Linked DNA regions of Homo sapiens: region 2 is linked to region 1. Evidence: chromatin loops called from intact Hi-C (ENCODE). Cell type or tissue: heart left ventricle. All regions are shown on one strand. Each heading gives the region's core, and the rest is flanking DNA. Links, peaks and the distances in the headings are about the cores only.

What was found. A loop is a pair of places that touch in the nucleus more often than their neighbours do. Peaks named below come from ENCODE experiments on the same cell type or tissue, not always from the same donor. Only the 100,000 strongest peaks of a DNase experiment are listed, where the experiment ranks them.
Region 2: it touches region 1 in a loop (9-fold over the local background); 33 of 110 quality-filtered maps call a loop at or near these places.

Annotation. Positions count from the first base shown.
Region 1 is chr9:2,831,218-2,842,927 of GRCh38, reverse strand. PUM3 (pumilio RNA binding family member 3) reads left to right here. Exons shown (of 18, transcript NM_014878.5): 2 at 4,411-4,502; 3 at 5,527-5,748; 4 at 8,762-8,897; 5 at 9,496-9,571; 6 at 11,584-11,677. The coding sequence starts at 4,421. Among named protein-coding and RNA genes, the nearest start is that of PUM3, 7.0 kb to the left of the region's middle. In heart left ventricle, for the core only: a CTCF peak has its summit at 4,876; no DNase peak of the experiment used is centred there; H3K4me3 peaks cover 1,363 bases; H3K27ac peaks cover 661 bases.
Region 2 is chr9:2,018,371-2,029,054 of GRCh38, reverse strand. SMARCA2 (SWI/SNF related BAF chromatin remodeling complex subunit ATPase 2) reads right to left here. Exons shown (of 34, transcript NM_003070.5): 2 at 1-68. The coding sequence starts at 32. Among named protein-coding and RNA genes, the nearest start is that of SMARCA2, 8.4 kb to the right of the region's middle. RefSeq lists enhancers at 5,452-5,501, 9,484-10,082. In heart left ventricle, for the core only: no CTCF peak of the experiment used is centred there; no DNase peak of the experiment used is centred there; H3K27ac peaks cover 3,331 bases.

The DNA.
Region 1 (11,710 bases), core at 2,916-7,915:
GATTTCTTACTTGAGCAGTAAAGTAGATGATGTGCCATTGGCTGAGATGGAGGACGATAGGGCAGGGAAAAATAGTATATTGTTGTTTGTGGGGCAAACAACAATAACATAAAGAACAACATAGAGAATTATGTTTTGGACATATTAAGGGTAAGGTTCCTGTTAGACACATAATTAGAGGTATCAGATAAGCAGTTATACACAAGTTTGGACCCCAAGGAGAAGTTCATAATGGAGACATGATTTGGGAGTACTCAGCATAAAAAGCCAGGAGATTGGATGAGACCACCTAGGGAGAAGTGTGGAGAGAGAAGGGAAGTTCCCTAGGGCAAAGATTTGAGGAATGCTAACATGTAGAGGTTGGTCTATAAGAAAATGTCATTTAAACTGAATTTGAAGGATGGGTAGAAATTGTGTTGGTAGAGAGAATGGCTTTAAACTTCACTATTCTGATAAGAATAGTGGCTCCTGTGTGGTGGTGATGAGTGGGGTGAATTAAGACCACATTTTGAATGGCTGTGAATGCCTGAGTTGGAACTTTTTCCTGAAGGCAGTGGGAAAGCTTTGAAGCTATTGGAGCATGGAAATGACATGAAATAGGTGTGCTACTGGAAGGTTAATCAGGCAGCGGAAAGTGGATCAAAGCAGATAGGATCTAAACAAAACTGAGCAAGAGGTAACAGGAGCCTGAATGGGGTAATAGAGGGAAAGGAAAAAGGGGGGCGAATTCCAAGAGACACTATTGAATGTGATGATTCATTACGAAGGTACAGGGTTCCCAAGCAAAGCAAATTGCATTTTGCCCAGTGCAAAAAGCAAGACTCAAAAAGTTACATATTGTATGATTCCATGTATAAGAATGCCATTCTGGAAAAGACAAAACAGGAGTGAAAACCTAATCATTGGCAGTCAGGAAAGAGGGAAGGAGTTGAATACAAAGGAGCTGTACCAGGGGACTTTTTAGAGTGACAGGACTTTTCTGTAAGATACTGTGGTAGTGGATGCATGAGTCTTAGCCATTTGTTGAAGCCCGTGGAATTATACACCAGAAAGAGTAAACTTGACTATATGCACATTTAATAAATCTGCCAGCATTTCTGGGGATGGAATGCAGGCTGTGACAAATCAGTTAAACTATATTATAAACATGTAACTTCACTAAAGAGGGTGAGGGGCCGAAGGGCTGATCTAAGAACCTTTTTTTTTTTTTTTTGGCCTGCAGCAGTAATTGCTGCAGGCAGAATACACTGACTTGAATGCTAAAGTTAGCAAGTAAAACTTAAGAGGAGGTAGGATGTCCATATATTCTCCAAACATCTTGTCTGAAATGTTTATTAATTGCTATGGTAGTTTAACATTTGAAATAGAGTCTCACTCTGTTGCCCAGGCTGGAGTGTAGTGGCACAATCTCAGCTCGCTGCAGCCTCTGCCTCCTGGGTTCAGGTGATTTTCCTGCCTCAGCCCCCTGAGTAGCTGGGATTACATGTTTGCAACACCACCATGCCCAGCTAAATTTTGTATTTTTAGTAGAGATGGGGTTTGGTCTTGAACTCCTGACCTCAGGTAATCCACCTGCCTCAGCCTCCCAAAGTGCTGGGATTACAGGTGTGAGCCACCATGCAAGCCTCTAAGTAACTTTGGAAAAGTATTTTGAATGGATACAAAAAAGAATTGTACGTCAACACTGTACTGTCATTGTAAATTTATTTCTCACGGGGTACAGGTTAGCAATTCTGAAACTATGCATGTATAGTAGGGTGGAATATGTGTATAAATAAATTGTAGATGGTGGGAAGCAGGTTGCTCACTGTCAGAGAAGGAAGTTACAAATGAGCAAGAGGAGATGCCTGGAGGAAAATATGTGGTGCTTGATTAGATTTGGAAACATCAGTATGAGCTTCAAGTTATTGTAATAGATATAAAAATAAATATAGGTATGTGCATATGCATAAGTTAATATACATATATGTGTTTCCTGAATCTGTCTGCCGAAAGGACATAGAAACAGGGACACCTCAGTGACAACAAGTGCGCCTAGCACTCAGATCTTGGTTTTTAAATACCATTCTCAATGAAAGGAACCAGGATTCCTTGGAGAAGTGGCTGATTTCAGGGCTAGGTTAAGGAAAATACAGAAGGAACCTGGAGCCAGTGCCAGGAAATAAGGATGTGCTTTAAAAGCAAAACAAAACAGTTGGGCCGCGTCAAAAGGACACAGAAGCAACCTGAGAAACTTCCCCCTGGCTGGAGCTAGCATTATTTGAGCAACAAAATAACAGTGGTATTGGATTATAACCAAGGAATGAAATAAATATCTGAGACTATATGATACAAGTAAATAGATGGAAAAGATGGGACAAGTCTTCCCTACAGAAAAGTTGAGAATAACAAAGGCAAAAGTAATAAGAGAAATAGAAGATCACCATTTAAATGCAGTAATTGCTGCAGGCGATATCCACCGACAAATGCTAAAGTTAGCAGGTAAAACTTAGGAGGACATAGGATGTCTACATATTCTCCAAACATCTTGTCTAAAATGTTTATTAATTGCTGTGGTAGTTTAACGTATGCCTGGATTCTTTAGTACCCCTCCTTCTGGGAAGTGGAGCTTAATTTTCCTCTGACTTTGGGCTGGACTTGGTGGTTTGGATCTAATAAAGATGGAAAGGTTAAAGTGGCAACTTCACAGTGGAGAAACCTGGAAAACACTACTTTGACCAAGTGAACACGGTTAACATAAACAGTAATAAGTCATGTTAATGTCATGTACCTCTTGATAGAGTACTACCAGAAGAAAGCTTGACCTCTGGTAGTCTTCCAAAAAATGTGTAGCCTTAGCCTAATCATGAGAAAACATCAGGCAAACCCCAAATGAGGAATATTCTACAAAATACAAAGGAGACTTGATGGCCAGATTCAGTGTATCCTGGTACAGAAAGAGGATATTAGTGGAAAAACTGGTAAACTCCAACTCAACTCTGTAGCTTAGTTAACTGTATGTTAACATTAGGGGAAGCTGGGGAAAGGGTATATGTGAACTGTGTATCTTTTCAACTCTTTTGTAAAGCTAAAATTATTTCAATATAAAAATTAGAACAAACATACAGAGAAAACATGTAAATGAATGGATTCTTAGAAAACTACAGGTGTAGAAGAGCTGAGAGATGCAGGTATGGTTATGATGGCCATAGCCAAGTAATAATGTGACCCTTCAGTTCTAAATGCCCTGAGGAAGCTGAGTAATTCAGGGACTGTCCATTTTTCAAAATCATTAGAAAAGTCTAGATTAGAACAGCACTTTCCAGAGTACTCCTTGGAAGTCTGCTGTTCCCTTATGATGTTCCAGGAAAAAGTGGTTCAACTGGAGTTGGAAAATCCTGCATCCTTTAGCCTTTGCTTGAGAATTGATTGTATATATTAGCAAATTAAAGAATCTGAAAAGCCTTTTCTTACGGGCTGATTCTTGTCATTTAACTTACTGTTTCCCAAATATATTTTATCCCAGAACCCTTCTTTTCTCTTATGGTAATATCCTGAGAAATTAGTTCTTGAATGGGCAATTCTAATCTAGAAATATCTGGTGTTGTCTAGGGATCCCTAACATCTGTTGTTTACAGCCAGCTTTCAAATGAGTTGATCGTCCAACTTTGGAAAGTGGAGAAATGAGCCAAATGGCTTTTTCTCTTGATCTGTTCTGCTGCTTTCAGGGACCTTGGGTAGGTGAGGGGTTATAACTTGTTTATCCTGTGCACCATGGTGTCTCAGTAGCCTATAAAGCGCCTATTAGACAGATTCCTTTCAATGAAATATTAACTATTTCAACATCTTATTTTGGAGTTCACTGCCAATTGCTTGGCTGCGTCTAAAACAATCACAGATTAAACACTGGATGCTAATCTTTGTTTTAGCTGTGTTGGATTGCATAGGAATCTTTCAGATAATCCTTTATTTTCTTATATTAAATGCATGTAGTGGTACATGCAGCCTATTGTTTGTTCCTGGCTTTTTAGGCTCCAAGAAATCAAGCGATAATTTTGTCAGTTATTCATCCCCTAGTCTTCCCAGGTTACAAAATGCAAACTCTGATGCTTATTATACTTAGTGTCAATAGTGGTCTATTTTTAGCCAGTACTATTGTGGAAGTGAAGTGATGCCTCCAGAGATATCAAACACTGGCCAGGGTGTGTGTTGTTCTTAGTTTTTTTATTGATACCTTGTTCATTTTCAGTTTTAAAATTTGAGTCAGTGATTGCAAAATTGCTGGATTTAAGTACTTGTCCATTCTATATCTGGCTGATTTGTATTGTATTTGTAGACTGAAGGACTAAATGTGGCAATGACTATGAAACAGCTCTTATTTGATGAAGAGAACTGCAGTGATTGTTTTTGGTTTTGGTTTTGGTTTTCCAGAGTTGCTACGATGGAAGTTAAAGGGAAAAAGCAATTCACAGGAAAGAGTACAAAGACAGCACAAGAAAAAAACAGATTTCATAAAAATAGTGGTAAGATATGCTTCCCATGTGGGTGTTTGGCTGTTATAATTGGGGGATGGGAGGGCATGTAGTAAATTTCAATCTGTATTCATTGGCTAGGATTAGGATTAAAATAGTAGGAAGAAGTATGTGTTATTGTGTATGAGTTAACATGTTGCTCATGACATTTAGACACTTAAGAAATTGCAAGAATGATTGAGGAATGCCTTATTCATGAAAGACTCCTTATCTCAGTTGTTGCTGCTGTTGCCTCATTTTATTCACACTAGTTCACCATACATTTTATTTTAACATTTGATAAATTAGGACTGTTTAATACATACTGCTCATAAGCCAAATACGTTTAGGTTCAGAATTTATAATGGTGATGTCTTTATTATTCCATCAGGTGTCAGTATTGTAAAACAGAAAAGTCAAGGGACTATACAAATGATTAATGTTTCCTTAATGTTAGCCATTACTGTTTGCATCTCATTTGTTAGGTACTAATTTGTAAGCCTTCTTGATCAAAAGTTTTTGATAAATAATTTTAATATAGGCTTTAAAATTTTCTTAAAACTAGAAAATTTTAAAATTAACATTTTAGATGTCCTTATGATATACTTTCCAAATTTCAAGAATGTTCAAGAAGTCATTTCTTAAGACTTCTTTTGTTATTGAACTCTTGAAAATTCTGTGTAGACCATCATTAAAGCAGAATACAAAGGTATATAAATAATAGCTCTGCTATATGCTTAAAACTAGAGAAACATACCAAACTGACACCAGTGTTTATCTTTAGTGGTAGAATCATGGGTAGCTTTTATTTTACATTTCTCTACTCTCTAGGTGGTTTTATAATCAAGGAAAGAATTTTTTATTTTTGTTTTGATTGTTTAAATCCAGTTCTACTCAAAAGGCTATATGTTGCATATTTGAGAGTAAGACATGGTATTGGGATTAAAAAGTATAATTTTCTGTAATGGATATAATCCAATAGATAAAAGAGATTTGGGCCCAGAATCATTGAACTTATAATTATTATTGTCACTAGATTCTGGTTCTTCAAAGACATTTCCAACAAGGAAAGTTGCTAAAGAAGGTGGACCTAAAGTCACATCTAGGAACTTTGAGAAAAGTATCACAAAACTTGGGAAAAAGGGTGTAAAGCAGTTCAAGAATAAGCAGCAAGGGGACAAATCACCAAAGAACAAATTCCAGCCGGCAAATAAATTCAACAAGAAGAGAAAATTCCAGCCAGATGGTAGAAGCGATGGTAAGTACTGGTTCGTTCATGCCTGAACTAGTGCCTGAACGATTGTGCACAGGGACTCTGGAGGTGCGTTAGAAACCTCACATTCTTATTCCTTGGCAGGTAACATTTTGGGACAGGTAGGTGGCTTAAATAAACAACAAAGCATCTTTCATGCTCACAATTTTCCTCTGGTGCTTAGAGTTTCTTATTTCTTAGCCCTTTTCTGAATTACCTTAGCCATGGAGTTAAGTTAAATTATAATGGCTTTATACAGTGGAACCTCAATAAAACATTTCTTTTTATAAGCTAAAATTTATTCGTTCATCGAACGAGTATTTGAGTTTTCTATGCATTGTACCAGGAGATAGGGCAAAACACACACACACACACGCACACACACAAAAATAATCAGTAAGGATACAGGCCCCAACTAATCATAGAATCTGGCTTTAAAGAATCAGTCTGTCCCCAGCTAAGTGTCAGCCTTGGTTAAGGATGCTTTGGTGAGCAAGAAACATAGAGACCCTGCCTTCACAGAGCTTAGGCCAGTCTAATACAATAAATCCCTCTGATGGCGCAGATCCATAGTAGTTCCAGAGAAGGTGTTGTGCACACATGACAGATTTGATTTTAATTGATTCAGGACAAGTTGCTCACTGATTGGAAGTATTGGCAGGTCTCGTGCTTGTCTGTTGAAACAAACTGCCCATCTCTGTCAACGATGTTCAGTGGGTCATTTCTAACCCAGAACTTTGCTCTCTATTTTATAACATTCCGCTGTCGTGCTTTGTCCTGCACTGATCTCAAACAAGCAGTTTCCAGGTTATGTGGATTGTCATATCATTACTTTCTTTGCAACATCCTGAGAATTTTTCTGGTGCCTTTTATTCTCTTTTTCTCCAGCACAGCGTGTCTTAACACTGCTCCTTTGTTGCCAGCTGAGACCACTGGGGATGGTTTTCTCAGTGCCATCCCCTAGTCCTGGTGCTTGCTTTTTACCCTGCCTAAGGGCTGCTTACCAGAGGGACAGCAGCCTTAAGACAAGGAGGTAGGGAGAGAGGAAGGAGGGGAAATGCCATCGTTTCCCATTAGGGCTCCAGGATCTTTTCATGCTCCAGTCTTGATCTTCTCTTTTCATTTTTTCTTTCTCCCTCATCTTCCTCCTCCCCAATTGCCAGAAGTTTCTCTTCCAGCTCTCTTTTCTACTTTCTCTTTCCTAACCTCTCTACTAGATCCCAAATCTTTCTTTCTCTACTGGAGTTTTTGATGCCTGCATTTTAAACACATATACATTAATTTCTCACATTGATATGAGGAAAGTTATGATTTCTTTTGCTATGGGAGATATGTTCCTGATATCTCAAAATGGGACTCTGGATTTCATTTTCTCATATTTTTGTATCAGTAACTAGACTGATAAAATAACATGAGAGATTGGTTACTAGACAACCCCCACACTGATAAATGTACTGCAGCCTAGCATGACATATGTCAAGGGTACCCAAATATTTATGGAATTAAATTAGCCCTGGATCAGTTCCTATCCTCTATTGTATAGTAGAGGATACCATATTAATATAATGGTAAATATGCCCTCTGTTGCCTATAATCTTTTGTATTACCAGACAGGGAATGAATATATAAGTAAACAATAAAGGAATAATAAATACATTGTAGTATATTGGATAGCCATTAAAAATTATGTTCTTGAGGAATGTTAATTTCATGAGCAAACATAATCTAATCATATTGAGTGAAGGCAGATTCTGAATTTTTTTCTTTTTTGAGGGTCTCACTTTGTTGCCCAGACTGTGAAGTGCAATGGCGTGATGATGGCTCACTGCATCCTCAACCTCCTGGACTCAAGTGATCCTCCTGCCTCAGCCTCCCAAGTAGCTGGGACTGCAGGCATGTACCACCACACCCGGCTAATTTTTTAATTTAATTTTTTGTGGAGACGGGGTCTCACTATTTCGCCCAGGCTGATCTCAAACTCCTGGCCTCAAATGATTCTTCTTCTTCAGCCTTCCAAAGTGCTAGGATTATAGGCGTGAGCCACTGCAGCTGGCCACTTTTTGAGTTTTTAAAGATTAAAACATGTATGGAGAAGAAGCAAGGGGAAAATTATCAGTGGCTATAGCTAGGTTTTGGTTTTACAGGGTTTTTCTTTTCTTTTTTTTTTTTTTTGCATTTTTCCCAGTTTTTTATAGAGACAGGGAGATAGTTAGAAGTGACTAATTCCCCCAAAAGATTCTGTGCCAGATACTCATGTAAATAATACCCATTTTAGTAAGTTGTTCTTTGTTTGGCATCATTAGTTCAATTGGTAAGTTACTTGGATTTTGAAGACAAAAAAGTGGTGATAGATATTCGACTTTTATAGTATCACTCTGTTTGTGGCGAACTTGGAAATTTTGGTTGTTCATTGTCATGACTAAGACAGCAGAGGGTTGTTTCTAGGTTTGAGTCCTAATTCTACCATTGCAGGTTGTGTGGCCTCAGATAGAGAGCTCAACTGCTTTGTTCTTTTTCCCCACCATGGAAGAGAGGGTAATATTAATACCTACCTCTTCGAGTTGTTGTAAGAAATAAGTGACTTAATATACAACAGCACTCAGAACAGTGAATTTTCGAAGTTGTTTTTCTTGTTTTCATTTGGACTAATTTTTGTTTTCATTGGAAGTTAATTATACCTAAAGTCCAATGATCTTAATCTTAAAAAGTAGAATTTTATTTCACAATTGAAAAAGATATTTAAAATATTCTAGTTACTTTTGTAATTCTTTTAGTGTCCTTTTCTCTTAATAGGTATCCTGTTAGAAGAATTAATGAAGATTTAAATTTAACCAAATGTAAAATGTACAAACTGCTCAGAAAGCAAAGTGAAGTATATATGGGGGATGGTATGTTCCCCTTTTTAGCTTCCAGAATGAGCATTGATCCTGATTAGTGATTGCCCTTTTTACCTAATTTGTATTGGTGTATGACACTTAGAATGTTAAATGTAATTGAAAATAATTTCTATAATAACTAGAATCAGCAGCCAAGAAGCCCAAATGGGATGACTTCAAAAAGAAGAAGAAAGAACTGAAGCAAAGCAGACAACTCAGTGATAAAACCAACTATGACATTGTTGTTCGGGCAAAGCAGATGTGGGAGATTTTAAGAAGGTAATTCTACCTAAAGATGCCTTTGTTAGTCCCTTTGCAACAGTGGAGAAGTCAGTGTACCTTGTAAATAGTGAGATGTCCTAAAATAAATGACATAGCACTTGGGTTATTGAGGGGGTCCTCATGACACCCCATTAGAGACATCAGTACTTGGAAGTCTGCCCGTCACAGAAGTGTGTAGAATCATTATGATGGCATCGGATATGCTTATGAAAATGTATGAGGTTGAAATAAATTTGACATTCTTCCTGAGAGATTTCTGAGAAAATGAAGGACAATTTCTTATCAGCTAGATTTTGAGATACTTCAGTATTTGTTATCTTAGATTTGTTTTATTATTTTTTTTACTTCTGAAGTTCTGGCTGTTAAGATTTGGATTGATACCTAAAATTATACCTTTTGAGATGAGTTTCTGCCTTTGAGAAAATTACTTTTGTCTGGCTGCTCTGGAATAGTAATTTTAATGGCAGAGGTTTGCTGCCTTAGAAAAGAAAATCATGCTGAACTTGGAGAACATATACTGGTACAGTTTTTAATTTTGTGTGTTTAAAATAACTTCTTTATTTCAACTGTGTTTCCTTCCTCTCCTCATTTGTAGAAAAGACTGTGACAAAGAAAAAAGAGTAAAGTTAATGAGTGATTTGCAGAAGTTGATTCAAGGGAAAATTAAAACTGTAAGTAGCATATACTCATTGTTGCAATTTTTAACAGTTGAAGTTGCCTCACTCTCAGGAGTAGCTGACCATTCATGACAGATGATCTTATCATTGTTTCCGGTGTATTTGGCCAAAAGTTTTAAATATCTTCCATAACACTGAACTACATAAAAATTTAAAAGTGAGGGACCTTACTGCTAGGGAGTTTTGAAAAGATTATCAGTCTTTTCAGTCATTTTTTAATAATTCTTAAAATAAGCCAGTGTTTCCTTAAAGTTATCTTGAGAAGTTTATTAGTTCAGTAGTATTTTATAAATGTGTTGTTCTAAACTCCATATAATTTAGTATGTTCTCAATTGCCAACTTCTTTATATTTGTGATGTGAACATATTACTTCATTCTTTTCCTCCATGCTTTTGTAAACATCATGCGAAGATCTTTAACTAAAATATAATCATTTCAGAATTCTAAAGTAGTTTTCATTGTTGCTGCTTAATCCTGTTTTGTAATAAATTTCCTGTGACTCTTGTGTATTTGGATTAATACATAATGGCTTGGAAGACAACAGATTCTCATAGTTTTACGGCACCTGGAGGGGCAGCCTTTGTCAAGTCAGATGCATAGGTCTAACCAGATGCTATATTACAGTTTGAAGGAAAGTAGCAAGTCATCAGCTGCCGCTTTCTTATAAATTCAGCAGGATCTTTTTACGATAGGACTGCCCCCTCAGCTCCGACAATTTATAAATATTTCACTCAGGATTCTTTCTCAACTACCCTGAGGTCACAGCTGTATGACCATGGTGTTAGAAGTGAGTTTGGTATTCAAATCCTGGCTGGGCTGCTTAAAATATGTGTGCCTTTAAACAATAACAATAACTTCTTTATTGATTATTTACTATAGGCTAGGAATTGTGTTAACCAGCACATGCATTGTGTCGTTTACTGTATGTCATCATCCGTGTTGTATATTTGATGTATCTGGGACTCAGGGAAGTAAGATTCTTCCTCGGGGTAATAGAGATAGCGAGTTCCTTCTCATAACCTTACTTCCCTCATCTGTAAAGTGGGAATAGTAACAGCTCATTCTTATTGTTGCTTTGAGTTATAAATAAGAACACTATGTTTAAGGCATTTATGTTGATTATATAATAGGTGCTCAATATATGCACAAAAACAGCCTTATTTTTTTAAGAGATACTTAAGAGATGTCTTACAAATCTTGAAATTTATGACTTTGATGGAAGTATACACTCACCTGATTTGTTGGAATTCAGAAACTTTAGAGTGAGCAACAAATAAGCACTTTTGAAGTAGACTGGTACTGTGGCGTAGTGAAAATAATTTTGCATGATGGATGATTCGTGGAGGGCGCTCTAGAAAATTGGTCAGTGGGTCCTTCCAACAGTCATGAGGAGGAATGGGTTAGAGAATCAGATTCAAAACACAACAACTCTTCTAGAAATATAACTGGATATATGTGCAGGAATTATAATGAAAATGTGACAAATGGATGATTAACTTATTATATAATTGACAGTGTTTATGGACATAGTTGTATTTATTTCTTTAGGAAGACTTTTAGATTGATCTTACAGGTATACTTCTGGTTGCCAAAGCCAAACATTCTTAGATCACTTATATAAAAATCATACAGTAACAGACCTTTTAAACAGAAATATTTCCCTTTTAGGGACGGTAACTTATCAAAGAAATGAGAAGTATAGTCTGTATAATCATCAGATGGTTTGGTTTGCTTTGGTTTTAATTGCAATGAGAGGAGTCTTGCAAAATGGTTAAATTTATCCTTGCCTCAATGTCATTATTGTACCTATCAAATATGGTAGGCCTCAAAACAACAGAATGATGTTTTGTATAATTAAAACAAGTAGTTCTCAGTAATCTAGGTTTGATTTTATTCATGAAGACTACCTTTTTTTCTAACAAGAAATTCCAGAAGAGGTCACAATAAATTAGTGAGAAACATAAGTCTCAAAAGAGAATTAGTCTAACTCAAACTTTTTCCTGCAGATTGCATTTGCACACGATTCAACTCGTGTGATCCAGTGTTACATTCAGTATGGTAATGAAGAACAGAGAAAACAGGCTTTTGAAGAATTGCGAGGTATTTATTACATACTAAAGATTATGTTATCAT
Region 2 (10,684 bases), core at 3,471-8,470, 810 kb after region 1:
GGCATCGCACCAGGGTCTGTGGGCGTGGACATCTACCTCTCCTGTCTCTGCCAGTCAGTAGAGTAATGCTAAGTTGAAAAGCAGAAAAAAGGAAGGCATGTTTTAAACATGATGTTAAGACCAGAATAAAACAATTGTTAGCATTTGATGGTGCCATTTCTGTAACAAACATCAAACAGAGCTGCCCTGTCTAGTCCAGATGTTTGAGTGAGTGTGATATACATCCGTCTGCCCTAGTCTTTATGAAGACCACTTGTTTAAAAAAAACACACACACTAAATGATTCCCCAGAAAAATATAAATCATCTAAGATACAAAAGGACTCACTGGAGAAACTCAAATTTAACACATAAGCAGAATTCTAAACAAGTTTGAAATTTATTACTGAAGTCAACAGATGCTCTCCATTACTTACTACCTTGGACACCTTACAAGACATTAACCCCCACAAAGCCATTAAAATACAGAACCCTTTAAAAAGTATCCAACCAAGACTCATTTTCATAAGTGAGTGGGCATTCAAAACTTCAAGATAGTTAAACCGGGAAAAATACAATCTTCTAATTTGAGAATGAAAGAGAAGTCCCAATCATGAAAAAAGCAAAGGCTATAGGAATCAGACAAATATGGGTTCAAATACTCATATATGTAATTACTAGCTACGTTATTTAATGTTTCTTCTTTTGAGATTTCAATGCAATGACATGTGTGAAAAACACAGCTGTAGTCTCAGCACAACAAACGGCCACCCTTATTTAGCATTACTTTCCCCACCAACTCCACCCTACCAGAAGTGATCAGGAGGGACAGTTTAAGACGTGATCCTCTTGCCAGCTAATTAATTGAAGCAGAGACCCCCTCAGACAGTTAAAACCAGGGATTTGTCCCAGACCTGGCTCTGGTCAAGAATCCTTGAGAGAAGTCATCCATGACTACTGGATCAGAGCTCACCACAGATGAGGTGTGGAAATTCTGGTTCTACAATTTCAGCAGAACTATATTCCACCACCCACACTCCAAGGCTTCTTGGCATCCCCATTGGAAATGCCTCATAGAGTGGGTACAACTGCATCTTGGCTATGAGCCAGAATGAGCAAATAAGCTGTTTTCCACATTCTGATAGAGATCAATGATGCCGGCAAGATAGCTGAATTCCACTAGCAACAGTAATTGTTCTATATTATGATGTTACCTTGGAGGCACACATCTGTACATGGAGAAACTTTTTGCTGTCAGCCTCACAAAATACAGAATGACATACCCTAAGTGATTTGCTTACCCATTGTTTAGTGGCAGAGATGGAATGAGACCGTGGTGGCCTAGTCACCATAGCAGGGCTCTTTACCCACAGTGGAATGGCGGGCTGGAGGGGCAGTACACAAAACACATTCTTTCCACTCCTAGCGACCCATCACTTGCACTGAATCTCTAGAGTATGAGGGCCATGAAGGCAGGCCATGCTCAGTTTCCCTTCCACGTTCCCAGCACCTCAACCAGCATATAGTCATAGCTCAAAAATTATCTGATGAATCAACTGCAGAGTAAATTTCAAGGGCCAACTATTAATAAAATCAACTTTTTAATTTTAACTTTATTTTAATTTTTCATATTTTTAGAGACAGGGCCTCTCTCTATTGCCCAGGCTGGAGGACAGTAGAGATCATGGCTCACTGAAGCCTCAAACTCCTAGGCTCAAGTGATCCTCCCCAACCAGCCTCCCAAGTAGCTAGGACTACAGGCGGCGCCACCGTGCCAAGCTAATTTTTTTTATCTTTTGTAAAGACAGAGTCTCACTATATTGCCCAGGCTGGTCTTGAACTCCTGGCCTCAAGTGATCGTCCCACCTCAGCCTCCCAAACCGCTGGGATTACAGGTGTGAGCCACTGTAGCCAGCTTCAGTTAATTTTATAAATAAAAACCACAGAGTCATCAGTGTTTGAGTTGTGTTCCCATAAAGAAATCCTTAAAGTGTAGGCAAGAATTTAGGCCATTTTGACAAGTAAATTAGAGCTGAAACAGGAAGCAGTCAAAGGCTACTTCAGAGTGATCATAAGCAGGGGATCAAAACAGGACTAAGGGAACCCAGTACAAGTGGCTTCTAAACAACAGGGGAGCCTCAACAGTGAATTACAGCCTTGAATTCACTAGAGAGCCCAATGTTATTATTTATTCTTTGTGATGAACAAAGCAGACGGAACTTTTTTTTCTTTTTGCTTTCCACCACCTCACACAGGTTCAGTCAGCATTTTAAATTTAGGAAGCTGACGTCGATTCAGGGCTACTACAAGATACAATGCTCTTTCATGTATATGAGCACACTAATACACCCTTTTATTTTTTAGTGAATAAAAGGAAATTGCTTACTTCCTGTTATGGTTTACACTGAAATCAGCTTCAATAGGTATTAAAGTAATATACCACGAGTTTGAACAATGAAGATACAAACACTGAAGTTAGGCTGATATTCCTACGTTTAATATAATTGATGTATATTAAACATGAAATTCTAATATACATTAGCCCATAATGCTACTTTCCACATGCATTATCATTTCCACCTGGGAATCTCAGAGAATGTTGTAATTACTCATACATAGTCCCATAAAAATGCTCCTCGTTTTTTTTGCTAAAGGAAACTATTAAAAACGTCTTAGAGGGAAAACATGTTGGAAGGGAAGTGGAAAATTACGGGCATATAATTGGAATGTTAATATAGGAACGTGTTATATAGGAAACTATTTAATAAGAAGAGAACCTCAGATGCCTGGACTTCAATGCATGTGTGTGGCTCAGACTAACAGTACAGTTTAACAAATGAAGAAATGTACCCTGTGCCATATAACTAATGAATGGCAGAGATCTGGACTCTCATAGAACGTGACGTGATATTCACTGATGTCTCACTGGGAGCTGAGAGACCTGGGTTCTGGTCTCAGGGTCACCACCAACTCTAGGGCCCTGGGAAAAGTGCCTTTCGTCTGGGGTCCTGACTTCCTCTAGGCTCAGGATAGGAGTATCTCAAAGGTCCCTTCCAGCTGTCCATCCGTGACTTGATGCCTGCTGCCTCCAGAGCATCTTGAAGACTTCATCCAAACCTGTGTGTTGGAAAGTCCATTAATGGACTTCCAAGGCAAAATCAGGGCTGCCCTAGGATCTGCTGTGGCTACCATCACCCAAGTAAACCCAAGGGGAGGACTCTCTAAGATGAGGCCTATAATCCTGGCCTCTTATTCTTCCTCTACATTTCGGGTGGCAATTTTATTTTACAGTTCAAGTATGTAATTAAACTTTCCCACAGTATGAAGAAACCTGGGGAAATAAATTAGAAAGAGGTGCTAGTCTCAAGCAGCACATCATTACTAAGTTAGTATGGTTAAGGTTTAAAGTCCAGTATTGGCCAACTCCACTTCTCCCTCACCAGCCCTGCCAGTATCCCCTGGACTCTCTACCCCTTTCTTCTCCAAAGCACTAATGAGACAATAGAGATAGGGTGGTGACGACAGCAGTAAGCATAGTAGGGTGGGCTGGAGGAGAGGGCCCAGATGGACTTCACAGGGCAGTGGTAGGTCTGCTCACATAATAACACACAAAATCTATTTTTATTTTGTGTTAGGAGAAGGAGGGAGTTTCCCGTTGTCACAGAAAAGAACGACCTGTTCCACAACTATGTGTCTGTGGCTAAAAACATAATGACAAAAATGTATCTGGGGAGAGGGGGGCACAGCAACCTCCCCATACACATGCATTGCTGGTCCCCACCCTCCCCCAGACCAGGACTCCCCGAGGGCCAAACCACTATGTTCTTAGGCAAGAATTTCTCAGCAGTATACTCTGTCTTGATTTCGTCCTTACTTCCCACTTTCCTACATTCACAACTAGAGAGTGTGTGTTTTTAAAAAGAAGAGGCCCCAGAGGAGCTTGCCAGAGCTCCAAACACCACAGTCATCCTCCCTCAGCCCAAATCTCCTCTGCCCTTAGCTGAAAGGCTCAGCACAGCCATCTGCATATTAAAAGGAGTTCAACTTCATGGAATTTTAAGGGTCACCACTCCAACCATGACAAAACTTGTGTCTTACAGTCTAATTGTAACCAACAGAAACACCAAAGACCCCCACATGTGGAGTAATATTTGAACACACCTACATGTGTTTCCTAATAATTCTGGTGATTTGAAGAGACATTTTGCCACAACGCCATTGAAAAGATGAGGGCAATAAGGCAGAAGGGGAAAACATGGCTTGCCCAAAGTAACATCTGCAACAGGAGAGAAACCGCAGGCAGAATCTTTTATCCCTTGACTCCCAGCCCAACACTGAGCTATGACACGGATCTAGCAAGCCATGTTTCCACCAGAGTTTTCACCAGGCCAGAGCAATGTGCAGGGGTAGAAAGTAGAAGCCAAAGAAAAAAAGGTCAGAAACAGTGGAAGGGATATCTTGCAAGGACTAGGCTTTGGTTGTGATAATATATTAACTTACCACAGGCTAGAGAAGTAAAGAGAAGCCCTGGAATGTGAAAAGAAGACCATGTCATCAACTGAAAAGGTCGATGATGTTTTAGTTACCATACCGAGTATCTACTAGGTACAAGGCATGCAGGCGGTACAAAAATGAATAGAAGGCTTACCCCACAACTCTGGAAGTCTGATACGGAAATCAGACTTGTGCGTAAGTAGCAACAAGATAAAAATATTGAAAGATCCTGCAGGACACGGAGGGGTACAGCCAAACTATCCAACACAGTCATAGAATGGGAGACATTACCTTTAGCTCAGAGGTTACAGGAGAGAAAGGAATTAGGTAAAGTGTAATGGAGAAGGTAGCATTTCAGCAAGGCCTTCAAGTTTAAAAAAAAGAAAAAAAGTTCCCTAGAAACTTTTGGTTTCTAGTCGCAGAGTTTGGGGCAGCACACCAACCTTGACAATATCTCTTAAATTGCTCTTCACCAAACTTCATAAGAAAGCACAAGGAAATCTTGGATCTCCAGCCTGTCTTTTTTCACAGCTCACTTTACAGAAAAACTTGGAGGTCCAGGTTAAAGGTGGAATATCAGAAATAAAAGTTAGGCCCAGTCCACATCTCCAAGAATATCCCAGTCTTATTAAAGTGTTCTGGCTGTTACAGGAGAACTGCAAGGTTCAGGAGATAGTTAAGATAAGAGTTCTTTTTATGTCTGTTTGCTGATTCAGAACATCTCCCCTGACCTGAAGGGCTGCCTCTTGTTTTGTATGTGGCTTTCTCTGTAAATGAATTGATAATTCACCCACAAGAAGTAGCAACATCTTCAGAACTGGGCCTCAAGCACTGTTATTCTTAATGGGGAAGCAGTGCGGGGTGGGTAAGGAGAACAGCAATGCAGATAAAGGAAATAAATCTACCCGAAGTTTCCTTTTTACAGGCCAAGGTTGTCGGGATAAGCGGTGAAACATTACCAAGGCCCACACTGCTTCTTGGTCTGAGCTGTGCAACTTTAAACAATGCATAATGTGATCTGTCAGATACAAATCACACCGGGTTCTAAAGTTAACCTTATAAGTTGCTCCATCAAGACCCTAGAAAATCACTGAGAACATTTCTTCAGCATTCTTGGGGTTATTCACAACACTTTCCCATTCGTTTCAAAGTCAAATATGTTTTTTAAAAGTTGTTAGATTAAAACTTTGCTCTGTTCCTTGGGCTTCTGTGAACTCTCCTTCATCTTTCAATCAGGGCAACAAATTAGGATGTGGGTGAGCTGCTACCCTCACTTTAAATAAACTGCCTTGGGAATGGTCCTTGCCCAGAGTCAGACCTGGCAAAGGCTGTGAGGCAGCTCTGTGCACAACAAAAGATAACAACAAACTCGGCAGCAGCTAATTAGTCCCCCATGAACCTCAGACACTGCCTTAATAGGATCCTGGCTCTTAACATTACCACCCTTATAGATACCATGAGTTGCCATCTCAAAAGAGTCTACCAGCGATGCAATTTCATGGCCTCTTCCATGAGGACTGACAGTGATCCCACAAAGGAAAAATTGTTTTAAAAAGGGAATTTACGAGAAAACCTAAGTGTTAGAAACCCTTTAGAGCAAAGCATCCTCTACTCTGAGACTCATGTCCATTAGTAGTTATAAAGGTAATCACAGATGAAAATCACTTTTAAAATTCAGTGGAACCCAAAGGGCTGGGCAAACTGGTCAAAACAAAAGCTAACAAACTGAACAAAAAAAAGTTAGTTTCAAATCATGACACCCTGAAAGGTAATATGTCACGTATATTTACACATATGCCTGTCTCTCCTAGGTTAGGCCCTTTTGCAAAGCAACCTCATTCTGGATGTTGATAAGAATCAACAACAGCCACTTCCTTTTCTGACTGCCAAGATAAGTTTATTTATACTTTAAACATATAAAAAGAAGAGTCTGAAATACATACTTTAAAAACCTGTGGTTAAAATGGCACATTTTTACTGAAGAGTAAAACTCAACCATCATATGCTGAATGAACTAAAGTTCTATCATAGGCACTCATTAATGTCAACTGGCCCTGACTTTCACAGTAGCAACAACAATTCAACAATGAACTCCAAGTTCATTGCAGTTAAAATGGATAATAGCCATTAATGATGTTACTATGCCTTTTAAAAAATCAACAAATGAGTTCATTTAACCTCTCTGAGTTTCAAGCTCCTTACCTACAAAATAGGCATAACAGTAGCTGACTACAACTTCAATTTTGATACGAATCAAATAAAATATGAGATATGAAGACACCTTGTGAGCTACTATATGCTCGCATTATTGCCAGGATCCTTCTAACAGCTTCAATTCCCACTCTGGACTTGAATCCACAATTTGCCAGATTAATCTAAAATATTGCTTTGTTCATGTATTCCCTTGTTCAAAACTTCTGAGACAAGCCTCCAATACAGATTGGATAAAATATTCATGCTTTAACCTGCAAGTCAAGTCTTTCCACAATCTCCGACTTTATCTTCTGAAAATTCTCCCCAACTGGAACTTCTTGCTCCAGGCAACCGGTCAAAACAGGTACATTGGTCTTTCCACGTTCCTTCAGGCCGGGTCTCTGTGATCTCGCCGGGTCTCTGTGATCTCGGGGCTTTCTTCTGATCTGGGATGCTCAGATGCCACCACCCCCACCTCTGCCCTCCCCCTACAGCAACCTTATCCCATCTCAAAGACCTTATCTACCCCATCAGCTCAAGAAAGCTCACCCTGATCTCTCTCTCTGTATCACATGGCCCATGCAGTTTACCATTTGTTACTTGTATTCAATATGCTATTATAAATACAATATTAAATGTTCAGGTACATTCTTTAAGACACATAAATTATCAATTACAGATCATCTATTTTTTACAGAATTTTGGACTCTGCTTAATGGTCTTTTAGTATAGCACAACAGCAAGCCACAAAATAATTGTGACTATTTGCAAAGCCATTTATTACATGTCCAGTTCAACAAAGCACAGGGGGGAAGATGGGAGAGGGCTTTCCTTCTGGACATCCAATATCCATGTGTGATAAAGCATCTCCCAGTGGGATGGTAAAAACTGAAATATACCACATCAAGTAGGTAAAGAAATATATAATCATCCTGAACCAGAAAAATACAGTTTAAGTGCAAACTGATACAGAATTTCCCTTGGATAACCTGTAAGCCAACATATGACGTTCCTTTTTGGTTAGAGATTTTTATCATTTTTAAGTAATTTTGAATTCCAAATTCTGAGTTTAGTTGTTTTTGTTTTTTTTAAAGGAGGGAGTTTCAATTATATTTAATGGTTTTCAAACTTTAAATATTATTTCAACTTCTGTGGGTCCCATTCATCAACTTACAAAAGGGCCAGCCCATATTTAAATTAGGCCAGTTTCTAAAAAGTTTCTAAAATATTACTGCTTGCATAGATGTAGATGACATACTGGCATAAGATTGATGCTTAAATTGATACTAATCCACCTAAAAATACTATAGAATATTGTGGTTTTAAAAACTGTTGTAAATCTTACAGGTATACGGCCAGATTACAATTGTTCAAATATTCTGGAAGTCGTAGCTATCTAATAAAATATCCTAATTCATACTAGGCTTCAATTATATAATAATGTATTACAAACCCAGAAGTCCAGAAGGACATTATGTCAGAGTTTCAGGCCAAAATCTTGTATTCCATATCTAAACCATCACTCCAAATGTGTAAATTAATGAGGTGTTTATATCAAACATTCAAAAGACCAGCTATTTTGTTCCTGAATTTCATTGGCTCTATTGTATGTTTTTCTGAGGTACAATTATTCAAGCATCTTTGACGATATATTTATAACTTTTACTACTTAAAAGCTCTCTTTAACATATCCTACACTTTCAAGGAAAAGTGCTATATTAACATGGGTAATAATAAACTCATAATAAACAGTAAGAAAGCTGCAGTTTTGCCAGCCCAGGTTGCAAGATCCCATTTAACTTAATGATAAATATCTTACGTAAATAAATATGCTCTCTTTCATAATGACTCTGGCAGAACATAGTTTTAGACTCCTATAGTCCCTAGTAAGTATAAAGTCATAAGTTTCTATATAGAAAAAATAATCACTCCAGGCCTTCCTAAATATGCTATCAAATAAATTACCACCATGTGTATTTTCTATTCACTACTTAGCGAATGACCCATGGCTTTATTAACCGGCTAAAGGTTAGAGTCCCCTAATAAGAACGCTTCCAAAAATGACAGAAAATTCACATCCTCTATTGGCCAAAGACATCTCCAAAACACAATATTTAAGGGGGAAAAAAAAACAATTTAGAAGATAATTCTTTTACATTAAAAAGGAGAAATCAGAAATAGCCCCTAAATGTGGCTTTCATACTAGGGAAATTTTCTCATCTGTTCACAAGAAATACAGCAGAAAAGAAATGTAACTCATATAGTTTTCTAAGGTAACTCAAGTTAACCAAAGAATTTGTCCCTATCGTCCCTTAAATCATCTTGACCAGAAACAGAATCAAATCTTAAAGTGGTTAAATCAGGTCCTACCAACACTCCTTCCACTTGCAAATGCTGGGAAACAGTCCTTAGTATTACATATGTGATAATTCAGTTGTCCTCATGGCACCATGTCAAGATGTCATAAATAGTGATTTATTATTTCTCTGGGGTATCAAAAAGCTGCTGACCTAGAAGAGTTTGACAAAGGCCTTGTTTACAAAGGAAGATTTCTAAAGGAGAAAAAAAAAAAACAAGAAAACACTGGAGGACAGCACCACTTTTATAATTTATAAAACTCTTCTTTTTATGCTCTTGCTGTAATACATAATAATAAATGTCAAAATATTACAACAATATAAGGAGCATCACAATTACCTTTTAGAAAAGGATGTGATATGCTTTTATACTGGCCTGTAGAATGATTTATCTTAAACTTAATAAAAGAAAAAAATTTTAAATACTTATCTGCACAAGTGTCACTTTCTAGTTATACCATGTCAGGAATACTTTAAATAGAATTCAAGCATTAACAATATAATACAAGCCGAGGCACTTTTTTTTTTTTTTTTTTGTCAATTCTAAGCCTCAGGTGTTGGTCAAAGCACTTTTCAAGAAACTTGACGAGAAATGCTCAAAAACCACTTTACAAACGAACAAAAGAAAAGATCTAAGGCTGCTTTGAACATGCTCTTGTGGTGAATATTTTCTGTGAAACACCACAGTGCACCTAGTCCTGATGCTGGGCTGTTACTGATATAAGTCATAAGAGAAAGGCTGCATTGAAGGAAGCCCTCCCTCCCCTCACCCTCTTCAAGGGTTCTGATACCCCACATTCCTCATTCATTTGAAATGTTCTTTACAAAAATGGCATCTCTCTGATGCCCCCAAGGTAGACGGACCTCTGATCTACTGGGTTGTTTTTTTTTTTCCCCTCAGTCTACCGCAATAAGTATCTTTTGGACCTAACAGGTGTCTCTAAATCCCCTCTTTACAATAGCAAACATTTGCATTGTAAAGAAGCATTTGAGGAAAAAAAGAAAGAAAGTCCAAGAGAATAAAAGAGCAATTAGATTCCTCAAAGAAAAAGTGTGTCTCATTTTGCATAACAATGCAGCAACTAGGATTCAAATCTGCCACGCCTCTTAACACTTCACCAGTGTGCTAGAGGTAGCCTGGAAGCCTAAAACTCCAATGCTGGCCAACAAGCTTCTGGTTGTGGCCCCCCTGATAACAGATGGAAAATACTACTGAAAATATTTGAATGTGAATATGTAAGTATACACACACATAACATTGGGTATGGCTTTTTAAATTATTATTAGGGTTCTCAATGGTTTCTGAGTCTTTGGTGGTTGGATAGAAATTTTCTGCTACTCAACGCCCAAGCAACAATCTCATTATTTATGCAAGCATTCTGTTCAGACAAGCAAGGCACACAACCAGGTGTAAATTTTAAGTCCTTTGAAATGGAAGTTTGAAATTCGATATTGGTAACGCAGAAATGTTAAAAATAACCGCTCAGTGCAGTCAACAAACTGTGTATCCTTAATGTCTTCCTTGAGCTCTAACAGTACACATACAAAGTCATACATGCCTACATAATGACCAGAAAGGAGACAATGATGACACCTCTCCAAAAGATTACTAGCCCAGGTCGCTTTGCTTTTTCCAAAGCACCAACCTCCATCAGGTTAGGG